2 separate regions of the Homo sapiens genome follow, and region 2 is linked to region 1. A link is an interaction called in ENCODE POLR2A ChIA-PET data of the cell type or tissue named here. Cell type or tissue: PC-9. All regions are shown on one strand. Each heading gives the region's core, and the rest is flanking DNA. Links, peaks and the distances in the headings are about the cores only.

Region 1 (6,258 bases), core at 1,521-5,520:
AAGATATAAGCCTGACAATCCATCTAGATAAATCAATTCTAACTTCTATTTTGTTTGTGGTAAAACAGCATTACTTCACTGCACTATTAGGATTAGAGTATGCTATAATCCAGTCATTATCACAGGAATAGACAGGATCAGTTTTATTTAACCAGACAGAGCTCCTAATTTTGAACTGTTAATAACAGGTGGAGAGGACTGTGCATGGGTTGCTAATATTCTCAGCACTGAACTCTTCCTGTTACTGCTGCTGGAGGCACCTTTACAGTCACAGACACACAAAAATGGACAGTAGCTAAAGGCATAGAGAAAAAGGAAAAACACTCCTCTCACTGCCCTGAGAAGCTACATAAGCACATTGACTCTGTCAGTGACAACTGATTTTAAAGTCAAATAACTCTTGCCATCAGAAATTGACACTGGTTTTACAGTTACAGACTTCTGACAAGTTGGAACATAACTGCGATGTAATATATTAGAAAGTACATATTACTTAGGATAGGGGAAAATATGGGCCCAAATAGAGATTCTGCCACGTCATAGCTCTTAATTGCTCTGTGACTTAGCTTCTTCATTCTCAGACTGGTAGCACAGCACAGTGGCTAAGAGAACAGGCTTTGGAATTGGGACAAGCTTAGATCTGAAATCCAAACTCTGCCATGTACTAGCTGTGTATGATCTGGGTCAAGGTCTATAATCTGTCTAAGTCTGGGTTTCCTCATCTGAAAAATGGGGATAACAGTACCCACCTCATAGGGTTGTTGGGAGGACTGAGTGAGATAGTGTCTGTAAAGTGCTTAGCACAGTGCCTGGCACACAGTGTTCAAAAAATGGTCGCTATCATTATCTGCAGAGTAGGGATGATACCACCTATAACACAGGATAGTGATGAGGATTAAATCAGAAACAAGGGAAAGCATCTGGCAGACTTGGTTGCTCTCTGTATTTTTTCCACGTAGGTATAGCCTTTTTAAGTACAAGAAATCCATATATCACTGAAACACAATGTCACCACTGTAAGATGCTCTTAAGAGGTAATCTAGTTCAACTCCTGTATATTACAAGAGAAGGAACTGAAGCCCCACGAGTGCCCATGGCTTGTCAGAAGGTTGCACTGCCTGGCAGTGGCCGGATGAGAACAATGTCTCAATGTCTCCTGATCTCAGTACAGTGCACACCATATGCAACCCCATAATGTCTGAAGCTCACTTTATTTCAGAAGTGGCAGCATGATTAATCTTTCCAAATAACATAAAAATGTAAAAATAAAGCATTAAATGGATTTACAGCAATAGCTTTTCCTATAATTCACACTGAAAAAAGTAATTTCCTCTAAGGTGCACAAATTTGTTTTCAATCATACTTTATTATATTAAGCTTCAAAATCAGTGGTCTATTTTTCTCAATCACAAAGGTTCTGTCAAGTAATACAAAGTCATCTGGTGGCTTTACAAGGCAGAACTGATTAAAAATGGAAGTTGTCTAAGTCCCAAACACTACAGTTTGAGGACACAAATAAACCCCCCAGAAATTTTAAGCATTATTACATTTTACCTCTTTATCCATAGCGGCATTACAAAGGATTTTTAAGCATCTCACTGAAATGACTTGATAATACCATAACATGAAACTGGAGAGACCTTTGAAATATCTAGACTACAGGAACTTAAACTGGTTTTCTTTAAAGCAGAGAACATTTTCTTTTTCAAATAAAATAAGAATAGCAGCTAACATTTACTGAGTGCTCACCACATGCTCGGCACTGAGTTAAGCATTCTGTAAGTGACCCTATGAGAGGGTACCAATATTATCCCCATGAGTAGGGAGGAAACTGGTGCACAGAAAGGCGAAGTCACTTGCCCAAGGACACACAGCTGGGAAGTGGGAGAGCTGGGATACAAATTCACATATTCTGGCTCCACAGCCTATACTCTTCTCCACTACAGAGACTCCAAATAAGAAACAGATAAAAGTGGTTCTGGTGGCAGCAGAGGTAGGGTGGTACCACCACTCTCCTCCTCCTCCCAGTGTTCAAGGATTCTAGAAAACACAACTGGAAAATCTGATTCACCACTAACTCCTCATTTTAGGCATGAGTAAAACATGAACTGGAGGAGTGACATGACTTGTTTGTATAAAGCTGGGATTCGATTCCAAGAATTTTGTGGATGTTACTGTCAATTTACCCCAAAAGGTAACGGGAAGATCAGGGGCCTTTCACCTATTTGGGAGAGAATCTTATTCTTATTACTAGGATAATGACATTGCAGAGATTTTTGTTTGAAATTCTAATGGCTATTCTTTCCTTGTGCATAAATTCCCCTGCCCACCCCCAACAGTATGGGACCGGTACATTAAATCATATATGCATTCACTGTTATTTTAGTAACTGAAAGCTAGTTAACCTTTCATACATTTAAACCTCATAATACCACCTAAGACTAAGCTCTTTGAGGATAGATATGGATTTACCTTTGAATTCTGAGTCTCTTTCAAAGGAACCAGCACAAAGAAACTACATAAATAACTGTGGATTTAGTGATCTAATATTTTTTTTAACCTTTTCTCATTACTTGTCTGTTCGAGGTACTAAACAGACTGGCAAATGAAAGAGCCACGAAATAGTAAAGATAGTTAAGGAAAGAAGACAAGACTGACTAATCCACAACTTCACAATTGGCAAGTGAAACTGACAACTAGAAACAAAAGAGAACAGACCTGTCCCCTTTTAATCGGCGTTTCTCTTGGTGCCTCTTCTTTTGTTATGCCTGTGTCCCCTGCAGCACTGTCAGTATGTTCCCAGATCACAACATCTTTTTCAATGTCTTGAAGGTTGAAATTCCCTAGTTTGCTTAATGAGAATCCTTCAATCTAGGAAAAATTAGACACATGCTAAAATAAGATAGAAATAATCTTATATCAAACACAGTCTACTAATCTTGGAATAAAAAAATACTCATAGTTCAACGAAAATACAAAAGATATAATTTATGGACTATCACAGAGACATCTATACATTTAAAAATATTTTTAAAAGTAAAAAACAAGGTTTTGATTTGCAAAAGAAATGGTGACTTTGTGAAATAATTCCTCAGTAAATATTCTAAGAGTAGGCAAAATGGCCTAGTGGCTGACGTCATGGGTTCTGAAGTAAAACTGCCTGGTCCCAAATCTCAGCTCCTTCATATACTAGCTGTATAACCTTGAGTAAGGTACTTACTCTCTGTAGGCCTCAGGTTCCTTTAAAAAGGGGTAACACTAGGACTTCCTTCATGGGATGGTTATGATATAAAAAAAATGACCATAAGGCACTCAGATAGAGGTAGTATCTGCTTGTAGCATACAGCACATAGTAACTGCTTAATAAATACAAGACAACTATATTGCTAGAAAATGAAAATTACAAGAACTAGATCCAGCTAATTAGAAAATAATTTTAAATACTATTAATTCTGGGTATGCTGGACATTTTCAAAGTAAATTTTATGTGCTATTAATGAATATTAATGCAAAAGAAAATGGTCTAGTTGAAAAGGCTTGTGAAATGTCAAACGGAGCTGAACAGGTTTCTTCATCGTATGATAGGATTTATCACAGCCTTTAAAACAGGTTAATGAACAGGCCACGCATGGTGGCTCATGCCTGTAATCCCAGCACTTTGGGAGGCTGAGGTGGGCGGATCACCTAAGGTCAGGAGTTCGAGACCAGCCTGACCAACATGGAGAAATCCCGTCTCTACTAAAAATACAAAATTAGCCAGGCATGGTGGCGCATGCCTGTAATTCCAGCTACTCAGGAGGCTGAGGCAGAAGAATTGTTTGACCCTGGGAGGCAGAGGTTGCAGTGAGCCGAGATGGTGCCATTGCACTCCAGCCTGGGCAACAAGAGCGAAACTCCATCTCAAAAAAAAAAAAACAAAACAAAAAACAAACAAAAACAGGTTAATGAACAAAATAATATGGGATGGAGTATGGATGTGACATCACATTTCCCAAATGTATTTTTATACCAAATGGGCTACTTCATTGGTTTAGAAGAGAGTGATCCTTCTAAAACAGAAGACACACTCTCCTGTTCATAGTGGTTTCTGTCTCACTCTAGATGAAGTGCAGTCCTTTCCAGGGCCTGAGTAACCTGGCTCTTTTCTACTTCTCTGATCCTTCTATCTTCTTGGCTCAGAGATGACACCTGGTATTCCCTCTGCTTAAAATGCTCTTCCCCCTAACAAAGTGAGGGAGACTATGACTCATTCTCCCTCACTTTATTCAGCTCTGCTCAAATGTTTTCTCTAAGGAGCTCCACATTTATCATTCTCTGTCCTCCTTACCCTGGTTTATTTTTCCTCAGAGAAAGTACCACCACTGCATATATATTTATTAGTCTCTTGCCCCAATTGGATGTATAAATTCGAGGGCAAGAATTGTGTTTTGTTCACTTCTTTTTTTTTCTTTTCTGAGGCAGAGTCTCACCCTGTTGCCCAGGCTGGAGTGCAGTGGCATGATCTCGGCTCACTGCAACCTCTACCTCCTGGGTTGAAGCGATTCTCCTGCCCCAGCCTCCCAAGTAGCTGGGATTACAGGCGCCTGCCACCATGCCCAGCTAATTTTTTTATATTTTTTTAGTAGAGATGGAGTTTCACCACGTTGGCCAGGCTGCTTCAACTCCTGACCTCAGGTGATCCACCCACCTTGGCCTCCCAAAGTGCTGTGATTACAGGCGTGAGCCACCATGCCCGGCCCTGTTCACCACTTCTAACAGTAACACCCAGAATTAGTTGGTGCCTGGCCATGGTAACTGCTCAGTAAAGATTTGTTGACAGACTGAACTAGTCTTCCACAGAAAACACTTTGGAAAATATTAGGCGTAGTGACTATTTCTTGGTTGGATGTATGTATTCAATATTTTTCTCAACTGGGTAGCTTGAGTTTTTGTTTATTTAGTGATATTTTCTGAAGAGCTGCAGTTTTAGAATTAGATAAAGTTTGATTTCTTAATGTTTTTCTTTATTGATTTTAGTATGTTAAGAAATCCTTTCTGCAAAGGTTTTTCCCTAGGTTGTCTTCTAGGAGTTTCAGAGTTTTTAACTTTTACATTTAGGTCTTTCACCCATTTTGGTTTCCAGCTTTTTGAGGTGGACCTTTAGGTCACTGATTTTAGACCTTTCTTTTTGAATTTAAGCATTTAAATCTAAAACTTGCCCTATGAACACTATTTTAGCTGCATCTGACAAATTTTATATATCTTGTATTTTTTTCTTTCTTTTTTTTTTTTGAGATGGGGTCTTGCTCTGTTTTCTAGACTGGAGTGCAGTGGTGTGATCATAGCTCACTGCAGCCTCGACCTCAACCTCCTGGGCTTAAGCAATCCTCTCACCTCAGCCTCCTGAGTAGCTGGGACTAGGGTGTGTGCCACTATGCCAAACTATCTTACATTTTTATTATTATTTAGTTCAAAATATGTTTTAATGTCCCACTTGAATTCCTCTTTAATCCATGGAATCCTTTCAAATGTACTATGACTTATTTTAAGAACCAGCATAGGCCCTCCTCTGGGAGGCTGACACAGGATTGCTTGAGCCCAGGAGTTTGAGACCAGCCTGGGCAACATAGTGGAACCTTGTCTCTTAAATTAAAAAAACAAAAGAACCAGCATGTAGTATATCTTGATGAATGTACCATATGGACTTGTAAAAAATATGTATTCTCCAGTTATTGGGTATAGTGTTTTATAAATATTAATTAGGTCAAGGCGGTTGATATGATGTATCAGTTTATACTATCTATACTGATTTTTTGTTTAGCTAACACAGGTGTCAATTGATGAAGGCTGTTAAAATCTCCTTGTCTGATGGTAGAATATATTCCATCAATTTTTATTTCATGTATTTTGGTGCCCTCTTAATAGTTGCAAACATTTACGATTGTTTTGTCTTCCCAATGAATTGACCCTACCCTAATAAAATGTCCCTTTTGTCTTTGGCATATTTTTTCCACTTGAAATCAATCTCATCTGATATTAACATAGCCTCTCTCGTTTGGTTACAATTTACATCTTTTGCCATCCATTTACTTTTAACCTATATGTCTTTATATTTAATTTATTTCTTCTAGAATATAGTCTTGCTTTTAAAATTCATTCTGAAGGGGATCTAGTTAAACTGAAGAATTTTTGCATAGCCCTATCAACAGAGTAAACAGACAACCTACAGAATGGGAGGCAATTTTTGCAAACTATATATCAAAGGTCTAATATCCAGCA
Region 2 (6,258 bases), core at 1,177-5,176, 490 kb before region 1:
CACATTTCTTATTTATTGTAGGTTTATAATAAGTCTAGATATTTTGTAGAGCAAGGCCTTCTGCTGTTCTCCTTCCCTCCCAACTCCCCAGATGTCTTGGTTGTTCCATATAAATTTTATTTTAATTTTTAAATTTTTTAAGTAATTACTTTATTGAGATATAATTCACATACTATAGAATGCAGCCCTTCAAATATACAATTCAGTGATTTTTTATGTATTTACAGAATTGTCTAACCATCACACCATCTAATTTTAGAATATTTTTATCACCCCAAAATGAAAATATTGTATCCACTAGCAGTCACTCCTCATTTTCCTCCTTTCCTCAGCCCCTGGCAAAAACCACTTTACTTTCTACTTCTATGGATTTGCCTATTCTAAATATTTCATACAAATGGAATCATACAGTAAGTGGCCTTTGTGTGTGACTTCTTTCACTAAGTACGCTATTTTCATTTATTTATTTTTCATGGTCAAATAATTTTGTATGTTTCTGGGATACAGTGTAATGTTTTGATGTATGTATACATTATAGAAAGATTCAATCAAGTTGGTTAACATTAATTAACTAATTAACATTGAATTACATTTATATATCTGTTTAGAATTAATGAACGTATTTTGATTGAGTCTCCTAATCCATAAGCATGGTATAGTTCTCTATTTACTTAGATTTCCTTTGTTTTTTCTCAGTAATGGCCTACTTTTTTTGTGCAGAAATATTGCAAATAATTTATAGATTTCTTTTTAGGTACTTGATTTTTTTCTGTCACTGTAAATTGGAATCTTTAAAAAATTTTATTTTTCAAATTCCCCAATTGTTGGTATGTGGAACTGTACTAATTTTTAGATATTAATACATTATATATCCAGCAATCTGACTAAACTCAGTTTTTGATCAGGAGTGTCTACAGTTACCATCAGGTGGGGAGCCTTCAAAATTCCCAAGATAAATGGAAAAGATCCAAACTTTTTGGAAGTAATTTCTTTTTTTTGTTGTTTTTGAGATGGAGTCTCACTGTGTCACCCAAGATAAGAGTGCAGTGGCACAATCTCCGCTCACTGCAACCTCTGCCTCCCAGGCTTAAGCGATTCTCCTGCCTCAGTCTCCTGCGTAGCTGGGATTACAGGCACCCGCGCCACGCCTGGCTATAAACTTGTTTTTGTTGTTTTTTTGTTTGTTTGTTTGTTTTTTGAGACAGAGTCTCACTCTGTCATCCAGGCTGGAGTGCAATGGCATGATCTCGGCTCACTGTAACCTATGCCTCCTGGGTTCAAGTGCTTCTCCTGCCTCAGCCTCCCTAGTAGCTGGGACTACAGGCATGCACAACCATGCCTGGCTAATTTTTTTGTATTTTTAGTAGAGACAGGGTTTCAACATGTCAGTCAGTCACTTCTGACCTCAAATGATCTACCTGCCTTGGCCTCCCAAAGTACTGGGATTACAGGCGTTAGCCACCGTGCTCGGTCTATACTTGCTTTTTAATTCTAATATTTTATCTGTAAATTCTTTTGGATTTTCATTTATAATTATGTCATCTGCAAATAGTAACAGTTTCATTTCTTCCTTTATAATCCTTTCACCTTCTGTATCTTTTTCTTCTTCTATATCTTCTATATTGTATACTTTAAATAGTTGGATTCTATAGTATGTGAATTTTGTCTCAATAAAGTTATTATAAAAATACCTTCTTATATTTGCTGGGATCTCCACTGCAGTGTTGAATACAAGTGGTGATAGAAAGCATCCTTGTCTTGTTTCCAATCATAGAGGAAAAGCTTTCAAAATTTCATTCTGAAGTATTATATTTTCTATAGGTATTTTTAATTTACCCTTTCCCAAACTAAGGAAATAACTGAGAATTTTTATTATGAATGGATATTGATTTTTATCAAATGATTTTTCTTTATCATATGATTTTTTTCCTTATTCTGCTAATATGGTGAATTACACTGATTGACCTGATTTTTTTTTTTTTTTTTTTTTTTTTTTTTGAGTCAGAGTCTCACTGTGTCACCCAGGCTGGAGTGCAGTGGTGTGATCTCGGCTCACTGCAAGCTCTGCCTCCCGGGTTCATGCCATTCTCCTGCCTCAGCCTCCCAAGTAGCTGGGACTACAGGCACCCGCCACCACGCCTGGCTAATTTTTTTTTTTGCATTTTTAGTGGAGACGGGGTTTCACCGTGTTAGCCAGGATGGTCTCGGTCTCGATCTCCTGACCTTATGATCTGCCCACCTCGGCCTCCCAAAGTGCTGGGATTACAGGCGTGAGCCACAAAGCCCGGCCGATTGATCTGATTTTTAACCAATCTTTTATTCCTGGAATAAACCCTTTTTGTTGTTGATGTTGCGATATACTGTTGTATTGGGGGTTCCCCAAAACCACCCTCAGATTGGATGACGTACTAGGAGAACTCAATATATATTCATTCTCCTGGCTAGGATTTATTACAGTGAAAGGATGCAGAGCAAGATCAGCAAGGAAAAAGACACATGGAACAAAGTCTGGAGGAAACCAGGCACAAGCTTCCAAGACTTGTCTCTCAGCAGAGTCACAGAGGATGTGCTTAATCCCCCAGCAATGAGTTGTGACAACACCTATAAAATGTTATCTGGCAGGGGAACTAAGTAGACTCAGTGCCTATGGGTTATATTGAGGATGCGTGGGTCATGAAGGCACCCTTTGCCTAGCCCAGACTACCAGAGTCCCAGACTACAAGGAAAGCAGGTGTACACCATAAACCACATTGATTGTGCAAATAGTTGAGCACAGTGAGTCAGTATTATCAGAGTGTTTAAGAACACTCCCAAAATCCAAGCTCTCAGACATCTGACAACCTCATAGCAGATCTTCTAAAAGATAGCAGTCAGGTCTGCTATGTTAACTCTTCTGCACAATTGACCTAGATTTGGTTTGCTAGTGTGATGTTTATATTTGTCAGTAAGCTTGTCCTATATTTTTCTTTCTCATAGTATTCTTGTCAGATATTGTAACAAGTTATGCTGGCCTCATAATATAGATTATTTAATTCCCCCTATACCTGGAAAAGTGTGTGAAAATTGGTATTATTTCTTTCTTAAATGTTTGGTTGAATTAGCCTGTTAAGCATTTGGGACTGGAAATTTTCTTTGGGGGTATGTTTTATGAATTAAATCATATTAGTATTTTATTTTCCTCCAGTTTTGATAAGGTTTATTTTTCTAGGAATTTGACCATTGTATATAATTTTCAAATGTATTGGCATAAGTTTGTTTATGATAGTCTTTTATTCATTAATATCTTTAGCTGTGTAGTCACATGTCCCCTTTTTCATTCCTGATTATTTGTGCCTTCTCTCACTTTTTTTTCTTGCAGTTTCACTAGCTAGTAAAATTACCAATTCATTAGTCTCTTCAAAGAGACAATTTTTGACTTTGTTAATCCTCACTAGTGTATGTTTGTTCATTATTTCATTAGTTCACTATTTCACCAATTTCTGCCCTTTATTATTTAATTCCTTCTACTTTTGGGGTAACCTCCTGCTATCTTTTTAACATCTTTAGATGAATATTTAGTATATTGATTTTTAGCTTCTCTTCTTTGGTATATGCATTTAACATTACATATTTCTAAGCTTATCTTGACTTGCACTCCACATTGAGCTCAAAATGTTTCCTAATTTTCATTGTGACTTTTTGATTTGTGAATAACATAGTTATTTTATTTACAGGACATGAGGGATTTATTTTTGTTTTATCAATTTTTATTGCGTTGTGATCAGATAACATACTATCTCTGATTTCAGTCCTTTGAATGTATTGAAACTTGCTTTTTGGCTCAGAATAAGGCAAATGTTTGTAAATGTTACAGAGGTACTTGAGAAGAATATGCATTCTGCAATCATTGGGCACTGTTAATCCTATTATTCAAATCTACATTTTTTACTCAATTTTGAAGTCTTTTTGTTATATCAGTAATTTATAAAGTGATGTTAAAATCTCCCACTATGACAGACCTCCACTCTGTCACCCAGGCTGGGGCACAGTGGCACGATCATGAGTCACTGCAGCCTCGACCTCGTGGGCTCAAGCAGTCCTCCCACTTCAGCCTCCTGAGTAGCTGGGACCACAGGCGCACACCACAATGCCCTGCTAATTCTTGTATTTTTTGTAGAGAAGGGGTTCTTCACCATGTCGTCCAGGCTGCTCTCAAACTCTTGGGCTCAAGTGATCTACTGGCCTTGGCCTCCCAGTGTGCTGGGATTACAGGTGTGAGCCCTACTGTGCCCAGCCCTACTATAATTTTGGATTTGTCTTATTTCTCCATGAAGTGCTGATAGTTTTTACACTACAAATATTGAAGCTGTGTTATTAAGTGCATACAAATGTAGAATTGTTATACCATCCTGGTGAATTGCTCTTTTAATCATTTTTACCTCTTCTTATCTAATGAGTTTTGCCTTAAAGTCTACCTTGACATTACTATGGCTACACCAGCTTTCTTTTGATTAATATTTACATGGTATCTCTTTTTCTATCTTATTTTTAATCTTTCTGTGTCTATTTTAGATATGTTTCTTGTAAGCAGCATATGGTTAGATAATTTTAAAATCCTTTCTGATAGTCTTTATCTTTTAATTTCATTATTCATTTATTAATTTAACATAATTACTGTTTTGTTAAAAATCCACCATTGTGCCTTTTATTTATCCTTCCTCGTCTGTGTTCCTTTTTCCCTCCTTTGGATCGTTGGTTATTCTTTTTCTGTTGTTTTCTCCACTAACTTAGAAGTTATAGTTTTACTCTTTTTTTAGTGGTTATCCTAGAGAGTATACCATGCACCCTAATATTAATTGGTACTTTTATCCTTTTCCCAGGCAATGTAAGAACTCCATTGAATCCTTTGATGTTGTATATTTTAATTATCTGAATACGTGATTTTTAAGTAAGGTTGCATTTTTATTGCTCAGCATTTATACAATGAAAACATAAGGTTTTTTTTTTTTTCCTATTTCAACATTGTAGTACATGTGAAGTATTAAGATGAATGAGTGTTTCTTATTTACATAAATTTGTGCTTGTAAAACAAAGATTGACATTAGAACTTTCTAGATTTGATACACTTCAAAAATTTTCTTTAGAGGATACACAAAAAAAACTAAATCACATATACACAAACACACACACACATTCCTGATAAACAATTTGTTCTGCCTTTGATTTCCAAGTTCTCCTTCCTCTCAGGACTATCAGTTGGCTATCTTCTATCTGTCTGCTTTTGGCTTCCTTTTTCACTAAGGCTTTCACTTCCCTGCACTTGTTACCTCCTTCTGCCTCCTTTGCTGCAAACTCTGCTGCCTACAATTCTTTCTCCACTTTTTGAACTTTCTTGTTTCTTTTTACTTTTTGGATTTCACTCAGAAAGTCCATACTTTAATACAGAAAGCTAATCAAAGTGCTTCAGGTTGGCAAAGCAACCAGTCACAGTGGATGGGGTGTTATCTTTGAGTATTTGACTTTTGACTTTTTTGGCTGTGTTTGTTGCTCCTTACTATTAAAAAGGTTTTACCACTCAGAACAATGTTAGTTACTTGTGAACACCAGAAGGCTAGTCTCTGGATAAATGAGAATTGACTGTATTATTAAAGTAGTTATGAGTTTGGTCAATGTAAAATTCGTTTTTAATCATAATCTGAATGTACTGAAGTGCTCTATTTTAAAATTTTTCGTCTCTCTTCTACAAAGAATGAAAAAATAATAGAACAACAACTTCTTGTGGATCAACTGAGTGAAGAACTAACAAAACTTAACCTGTCAGTGACTTCTTCAGCTAAAGAAAATTGTGGAGACGGGCCAGATGCCAGGATCCCTGAAAAGAGACCATATACTGTACCATTTGATACTCATTTGGGGCATTATATTTATATCCCATCAAGACAAGATTCCAGGAGGGTAAAGTCCAAACAATCTTTTCCTTATTTTGAGATTAAAAAAATTTTAGCCATGTGTAGTATCACAGTGTATTTATACAGTCTCAGCAGATTTTTTTTGTTTGATTTTATGGAATTTTGTATATACCTTTTAAGCATACTTCTTTCTAGTAAAAAACTAATAAGAGAATACACAGTTACATTTGGAGGGAATAGTTGGATGGAGATAATGTCTATACTTCATCAATGTGAAAAAGGTATCCTTTGCCATATTTTCAGACATGACCAAGTTTAATATCTACATGAATTTATTTCTTCCTTTAACCACACAAAGTTGAGATGTTAG

What was found. ChIA-PET counts read pairs that join two places held together with the same protein. Peaks named below come from ENCODE experiments on the same cell type or tissue, not always from the same donor. Only the 100,000 strongest peaks of a DNase experiment are listed, where the experiment ranks them.
Region 2: POLR2A ChIA-PET joins it to region 1 with 5 read pairs; 2 of 35 experiments call an interaction of 5 or more read pairs at or near these places.

Annotation. Positions count from the first base shown.
Region 1 is chr9:86,325,622-86,331,879 of GRCh38, forward strand. TUT7 (terminal uridylyl transferase 7) reads right to left here. Exons shown (of 27, transcript NM_024617.4): 11 at 2,719-2,871. Among named protein-coding and RNA genes, the nearest start is that of TUT7, 26 kb to the right of the region's middle. RefSeq lists an enhancer at 2,330-3,037. In PC-9, for the core only: no CTCF peak of the experiment used is centred there; no DNase peak of the experiment used is centred there.
Region 2 is chr9:85,832,032-85,838,289 of GRCh38, forward strand. It overlaps the pseudogene LOC389765. Among named protein-coding and RNA genes, the nearest start is that of AGTPBP1, 93 kb to the left of the region's middle. In PC-9, for the core only: no CTCF peak of the experiment used is centred there; a DNase peak (open chromatin) is centred at 2,770.